2 separate regions of the Homo sapiens genome follow, and region 1 is linked to region 2. A link is an interaction called in ENCODE POLR2A ChIA-PET data of the cell type or tissue named here. Cell type or tissue: OCI-LY7. All regions are shown on one strand.

Region 1 (4,000 bases), 180 kb before region 2:
CCACGCCCAGCTAAGATTTTTGTATTTTTAGTACAGGTGGTGTTTCACCATGTTGGCCAGGCTGGACTTGAACTCCTGACCTCAGGTGATCTGCCCGCCTCGGCCTCCCAAAGTGCTGGGATTACAGGCGTGAGCCACCGCACCCAGCCCCGGAAGGTGGTTCTATAAAGACCTGGCCTTCCTCCGGCTCTCATCTGCCGATAGTCTAGAAGAGCAGATTCTGGGAGGCCTGATTCTACAGCTGCCCACGGATGTTTAGAGGCACTGACGCACCAGCTTTCCTCTACCAAGGAAGATCCCTTAAATCACCCACAACGAACAGTGCATCATCTTTCAATGGAGGCAATTCAGCCCGTTTTTCCCATTATTGGAACATATCTCTGCTTCTCTTCCTGAGCACTAAAGTAGTTGGCATGCATTTAGGAGCCATGTTGTGTGAAAAATATGGCTCACCATGTAGTTGGATGTGAGTAAGTTGGATGTGACTGGGATCTGTCTCCACTGTAATGCAAAAGGTATGGGCATTCTCCCGCCTGGTCCTTGAGATCCCTGGCGGAATATCTGTGATCTTCTAAATTTAATATAGTTACAGGGTAATTGACAGGCAGGACTACACTTCCCTTCTTCCCCAGGAAATGCCTGTATTCATTCTATGTTAAATTTGTTTGATTTCAAAGATCCACTGGGTAATTCATGGCTTCCTGCTCTTTCCCTTACCCAAATGCCTTCCCACTCTATTTATGAGTCCAGAACAGGTCAACATTTGAGGACCTAGTAAATCAAGTTGAGTTTGGATTTCCGTTGCAATTTTGTGACTTCCTATATGAGCACTTTATTATCACAGAGAAGGAAGTCTGGGGAGCAGGACAGAGATAGTTCAGAGAAGTCTCCACTAATATTTATAAAGACATTATGTAAAAGCATTCTCCCCAGCCCCCACATCTCCCCTTTTTTTAACACCCAGAATTCCAAAAGAATGAGCATTATTTTCATTGATTGCTGCCACAAGCAAGAAGAATAGGGCCAATCTATATTTTCCCCCACAAAATTTGGAGAGGCATGATATATAGAGAGAAGCCTAAAGGAAAAAAATACATGCAAGTATAATAGAATGGTGTTTGCTTATTGTGATTTGTTAATATATGTTCCTTGAACTGAACTAGATAAAAGTAAATAAATACTATGAAGATTTGTCTTGTGCCAGTATGCTTAAAAAGGAATTTTATTTCATCCTTCCTGTCATCTTGCAACATTTCCAAATATTAATTTAAAAATTTCATAATTCCAATATATATTTTGCATCAGGATAAGGCATATTGTGTTGAAAAAATTGTCACAATTTTCTTTCCTTTTTTAGAGACAGAGCCCACTGTGTTGCCCAGGCTGGCCTCAAACTCCTGGGGTGAAGGAATCCTCCCACCTCAGCCTCCCAAGTAGCTAGGACTATTGGTGTGCACCATCAAGCCCGCCATCACAATTTTCTAATCCATTCCCAGGCTGATATAATTATTGAACCTGAAAGAGTAAATACAGATAGGTGACAAAATCAAAATTGGAGGTTAAGCTTGTCTTGTCCAGTCCAGATCCTGCTTTCAAACAAGATTTGGGATATTGTCTCAGAGAATTCCCAACAAATATAGAATGAAATAAAATCCATATGAGAGAAACAAATAAAGAGCTGTGGGAAAGCAAAGGAGGAGGTGGTCAGGTCTGTGAGAAAGTTCTGAGAACACTTTCACAGAGAAGATAATAGTGGAGCAAGAGGCATGGACCCCACTGGTTCTGCCTTACATGGTACCAGAAGCAGCCTAGCTTAACAGTTAGTAGATTCTCAATAAGAAGTTGTTGAATTTATAATGGAAGGAAAGATGAAGAGAAAAGAGCTAAAGTTATACCCTTAGAAAATACCTATATCTAGAGGGCAAAAGAAAGAAAAGGAAGACGACAAGAAGAGGAAGTAAACAGAAAACTATGCAATGTATGAAGGGATGTCAAAGAGAATTTGGTGGGCAGTATTTTCTAATGCTGTAGAATAATGCTACTTAAAGTATGGTCCTCAGACCGGTAGCATAAGTATCAACTGGAAACCTGCTAGTAATACAAATCCTTGGCCCATCCTAGACCTACTAAATCAGAGTCTCTTGGAGTGGGGGCCCAGAATCTGTGTTCAATGAGCTCTCAAAGTGATCTTTACGCACATTAAAGTTTAAGAAAAAATGTGGCATATTTCTGGAAGATAAGTTGCTACTGACATAACTCAAGTTTCTGATTCTTAGAACCAAATTCTTGCAACCTCCTAGGATCTTCCCAGAATTAAGTTGCAGGGAAATCACTGTATTAAATTGCTAATGTATAAATGGTTCAAGGTAAATAGCTTATTGCATGCTTTATTTCTTAAAACCTTTCTTTCATTGTAATGTCCCACTTCAGTAAGAGTGAAAAGGAAAACAGCATTAAACTTCCTCAGTTAATCATACCTAAAAACCACTCCGGTATATTATTAAACAACTCAGTTCACCTCTGTCAGCTACCATCTCAGGGAAAATTACAAAATGTTTTGCATTGAACAAAAATGAAAATACAACATCTCTGAATATACAGGATGAAGATAAAGTGGTACTTGAAGGGATATTCATAGCATTAAGTGATTTTATTAGAAAAGAAAAAAGACCTCAATTTAAAAATCCAAGCTTCCAATTTAAGAAACTAGAAAAAGAAAAGCAAAAGAAACCCAAAGGAAGCAGAAGAAAAAATATATAAAGATAAGAACAGAAATGAACAGAATTTATAAAATAAAACCATAGAGAAAAATCAATGAAATAAAAAGTTGGTTCTTTGAAGGATCAATAGAATTAATAAACTTTTAGCCAGTCTGACAAAGAAAGAGAGAAAACACAAATTACTACTACTGGAAATAAAAGAGGGCACATAACTACAGACTTCACAGATGTTAAAAAGATAATAAAGGAATACTACAAAAACTCTACAGACATAAATTCAAGTTAGATAAAATGAACCAATTCCTTGAAAGACAGACTATCAAATTCACCCAAGAAGAAAGAAAGAACCTAAATAGCTCTATGCTTATTAAAGAAATTAAATTTGTTGTTTAAAAATTTTCAACAAAAGAAATCTTCAGACTCAAATGCTTTCACTCCTTAATTCTACCAAAAATTTAATAATAAAATAATACCAATTGTATATGACTTTTTGTTAAAATAGAAGAGAAGGAGGTTTTATTTATTTATTTATTTATTTATTTATTTATTTATTTATTAGAGACAGAGTCTCCCTCTATTGCCCAGGCTGGAGCGCAGTGGCGCAATCTCGGCTCACTGCAACCTCCACCTCCTGGGTTCAAGCAATTCTCCCGCCTCAGCCTCCCTAGTAGCTGGGACTATAGGCGTGCGCCACCACGCCCAGCTAGTTTTTTTGTATTTTTAGTAGAGATGGGGTTTCACCATTTTGACCAGGCTGGTCTCAAACTCCTGACCTCATGATCCACCCACCTCAGCCTACCAAAGTGCTAGGATTACAGGCATGAGCCTCTGCGCCCGGCCAAAGGAGTTATTTTCTAAATCATTCTTTTAGGTCAACAATACCCTGACATAAGATCAAGACAAAGACAGTATAGGAAAAGATAACTGCAGAAGAATATCTCCCATAAACATAGATTAAAAGTTCTCAAAACAATATACTAGGAAATCAAATCCAACAGTATATAAAAAGAATAATACATCACAATTAACTACAATTTATCCTGGGAATCCAAGGTTTGTTCAATAGCAAAAAGTCGATCAGGCATGTTGGTATGTACCTATGGTCCCAGCTACTTGGGAGACTGACGCACGAGAATCAGTTGAACCCAGCAGGCAGAGGTTGCGGTGAGCCAAGACCGAGCCACTGCACTCCAGCCTGGACAACAAAGCAAGACTCTGTCTTAAAAAAAAAAAAAAAAGTCAATCAATGTAATCCATCATATTAATAGATTTAAAAAATA
Region 2 (4,000 bases):
GTCATGATAATAATCATTTTGGAAATACTTTTCAGTTGAGACAAGTTTCTCCAACATTATCACTTTTGTTGCAGGTGGGGATTCCCGGCTAGGTTAAGCACAGCATTTATTCCAAAACATTTTTAGGCCTTCCTTTATGCTAAGCGCTTCTGGAAAAAGAATAATTTATTGCCAATTGGCAGTAGGCCAAGAGCATGAAGAAGTTCGGTATTACTCTAAATGTGCCCCCAGTTTATAGTCATGGAGGGGTGAGGCCTGTATGTAATAAATATAGAAAAATGAATTAGCACAGTCCTGCTTTGAGGGCTTACAGTTTAACAGGGGGTGAGGTTATGTAAATACATCGTACAGTGGTGGGTGCAATGTCGTGGGGAATTGGTTCTACCAGGAAGGATCCAAGCAGTTTCAGGAGCAGCAGCTCTCAAGCACAGTCTAAAGACAAAGTATGCAATCAAACTATCCAGAATCCAGGAAAGCAGATTTCAAATAGTACAGAGGAAAGATAGACGTGATTCCAAAGGCCAAGAATTCTAAAAGCACTTACCATGTTCAAGACATTCTGCTAAGGTGGTAGTTTGAGCCACCAAAAAAAAAAAAAAAAAAAAAAAGGATGAGAATTCTCCACACACAGATGAAGAGGGGCCATGGGAACCAGTATGTTGGTGACCATAGCTCCAATGTGAGTCAACCTTTTGATGTGACTTCTTTTAAAAATAAGATGCATTTTCAAGCTATAATAATAATAATAATAATAATAATAATAGCTTTCATGTGCCCTTTTTACTTTCCAGGCTCTGTTTCAAGTATCTTACATATAACAGCTCCATTTAATCTTCATACAAACCCTAGATCTCCATCTTACAGATAAGAAAACTGGGGCACAAAGCATTTAAGCCACTTACAAATTCATCTCATAGGTGGTGGGTCAAATTTTGAACCTGTGCTTGGATGTGAACCCGGCCATTTAGGCTTCATTGTGTGATTTCATGCCAGCTGTTCTACAAGCAGCTACACTGATTGAGCCTTTACTATCTTCCAAGTGTGTGCTAAGCATTTACACGTATGATGTCAATTGCCATAATCTTGTGAGGCTGTGAGGTTGATACTATAATTAGCCTCTTTCGTAGATGAGGAAACCAAGCATTCAAGAGTTTAGTTGCTTGCTCAAGGTTAAGAGGTAGTAAGTAGCAGAGCCAGGATTTGAACTCAGGGAGAATGATCCCAGAAAGAGCTCACAGGCACTATCATGGAAGCATACAATCCAGAAGGAAGGACATGATGGTTTCATGGCATTCAGCATCACATTTACCATGTGTGCCTTCATAGTTCTCTTTGGAACCCCCACACACAAGAGAATATTCAAAAGAGGGTCTGCAAATATTTGAGGAAGTTTGCAGGAACTGACAGGTTCAGCTAAAAGGAAACTGGAAACAAAGATGTATGAATGTTCTGATTCTATGAAAACAGGGAGAGGAGACTTATTTCCTATGGTTTCCAAGGTGAGAATAAAGAAAGATTTTCCAAAAGTAAACTACTAAATAGAATGGAGCGAGCCCCTGATGCCAAAGCAAAGGCAGGGAGAAAATGTCAGAAAGTTTAAAGAGGGGAATTGTGTGTTGAATGCAGATTTGGTTGAAGTTGCCCCTAAAGTCAACTCTCCTCTATTAGTTTACACAATCTTAATCATCTTCAAACATGCCCAGTGCCTTTTCAAAAAAAAAAAAAAATGACAGAATCAAGACATGGGAAATTCATTAGAAGCTGTTTATCCAGCATTTTATTAACTAGTGTTTGCATGTTTTCTCAATTCTTGAGTGCTTAGGGTTCACACTGATGCTCCTAAAGAAATAAAAGTGCCTTCAGTGTTTTAAAAGTTAGATTGGATTATGTCACTTGTAATTTACTGTTGAGTATATTTTCTAGCATTCTAAGCCTTTTGAAAAATTGTGCTCTGTGAATAGCTAATTGCTCACCTTTAACCAGAATATGTGATTAACTAGGATATCCCAGGCCCCAGCCATGACAAATAGCAAATGTCCCAGAAGAGTCCCCAAATGAGAGGATAGAGCTGAGTAGTATAGGAGGCAGTTTCCCAGTTGGAACCAGAGGCAGCAAACCCCTGCTTGTTTCCTGCTCTGACCAAGCCCAGGTCCCAGAGAACGTTGATTTAAATGTCAGTGGTGCGGTTTATTTAGCTATTTCAGGAACTGGAGCATTACCACGGCCATTGGCAACCAGAAAGCAGCTAGAGCTCAGGAGGGGTGGTGAGCTCCCCAAAGCACAAGGTCTTTTCTTCTTCAGAACTGTCTGGTGGACTGGCCAAGAATGCTGACAGAGGTGAGATGCCAGCTTCAGAGGTAAGCCCCACCACCCCAGCAAGACGCCCCAAATACAAATCTTCCAAGGGAAGGGAGTTTACTCAGTTCATTAATGCTCCTGGCTCCCACTGGCAGCAATCACAGGCAGCGTGCCTACAGCCACCACTGCATATTTCAGATCCCTACTTCATTACCTGTCCCTCCTGGACAGCTGCTCTAATCACTGATGAACAACCTGGAGGATTCGCCTTGTCAGGGCTGGTCAGCCTTGAAGCGCTGTGTCCTCACCCAACTCCTGAGACTGGCCTGGTAATCCCATTTCCTGTGTCTAGAGACACAGTGAGTGGCCAGGGTGAGCAGGGCCAACTACCTGGACTGGGACCAGAGCTGGGCTCTGCCACCTAGCCTTCCCTCCACTTGTGTCCTTTTGCTGACTTGCTGCTGGATCTGTTCTCTCTGCCTGGGGGGTCTTCTGACCCCAGGATGTCTTCCCCTTGCCTGTGCCCTGTGAACTGCTCCCAAGTTCAGCGAGGGCTTTGCACATGCAGCTGAGCTTCAGGGAAAGTGTGCTGGACCCAGTGACCCGAGGCATGTTCTGGTCCCCGGCTCTCTGTGTGGTCTTGCAGCCTTGAGGCTTGTTTCCTTAGCTGTAGCCCAGGGGCAATAACCACTCCCGGCTGCAATGCAGAGAAAAGGAGTGTGGAAGAAAGAAAAGTATGAATGCCTTTGTGAACTGGGAAACACACTACAACACAATAAATAGGAATACGCTATTTTAAAGGGGAAGGACATTTTGACACAGGCTATGACTTGGATGAATTGGAAGGACATTATGCTCAGCGAAATAAGTCAGTCCCAGAAAGACAAATACAGTGATCCCCCTTATCCTCCTGGTTAGATTCCAAGACCCCCAGTGGGTACCTGAAACCGTAGACAGTACTGAACTCCATATGTATTAGTCTGTTCTCACGCTGCTAATAAAGACATACCTGAGACTGGGTAATTTATAAAGGAAAGAGGTTTAATTGACTCATGGTTCAGCATGGCTGGAGAGGCCTCAGGAAACTTACAATCATGGCAGAAGGGGAAGCAAACATGTCGCCTTCACATGATGGCAGGAGGAAAAAGTGTCAAGCAAAGAAGGGAAAAGCCCCTTATAAAACCATCAGATCACATGAAAACTCACTCACTATTAAGAGAACAGCTTGGGGGGACTGCCCCCCATGATATAATTGCCTCCCATGAGGTCCCTCCCCCAACACATGGGGACTATGATTCAGATGACAATTTAAGGTGAGATTTGGGTGGGGACACAGAGCCAGACCATATCACTATATATACTGTTTTTTCCTATACATGCATAAGTGTACAGTGTGAAAATACTGGACACAGGGAGGATTCAGGTCTCAAGCCAGACAGAGCAGGATGGTGCTAGATTTCCTTACACTGCTCAGAAGGGTATGCAGTATAAAATTTATAAACTTCATTTTTTTAAAAACAGAGACAGAGTCTCCCTATATTACCCAGGCTGGTCTCAAACTCCTGGCCTCAAGCAATCTGCCTGCCACAGCCTCCCAAAGTGTTGGGATTACAGGCATGAGCCATGCATAGGGACTGAATAGTTTATTTCTGGAATTTTTCATTTAATATATTTGCACCTCAGTTGACTGAGGGTAAGCGAA

Evidence for each region. ChIA-PET counts read pairs that join two places held together with the same protein. Peaks named below come from ENCODE experiments on the same cell type or tissue, not always from the same donor. Only the 100,000 strongest peaks of a DNase experiment are listed, where the experiment ranks them.
Region 1: POLR2A ChIA-PET joins it to region 2 with 6 read pairs; 2 of 35 experiments call an interaction of 5 or more read pairs at or near these places.

The regions. Positions count from the first base shown.
Region 1 is chr6:14,418,676-14,422,675 of GRCh38, reverse strand. LOC105374942 (a long non-coding RNA gene) reads left to right here. Exons shown (of 6, transcript XR_926510.3): 6 at 1-2,002. Among named protein-coding and RNA genes, the nearest start is that of LINC01108, 140 kb to the right of the region's middle. In OCI-LY7, no CTCF peak of the experiment used is centred here; no DNase peak of the experiment used is centred here.
Region 2 is chr6:14,234,770-14,238,769 of GRCh38, reverse strand. No RefSeq gene overlaps it. Among named protein-coding and RNA genes, the nearest start is that of LINC01108, 49 kb to the left of the region's middle. RefSeq lists enhancers at 2,300-2,800, 2,801-3,301 and a silencer at 3,986-4,000. In OCI-LY7, no CTCF peak of the experiment used is centred here; no DNase peak of the experiment used is centred here; H3K27ac peaks cover 418 bases.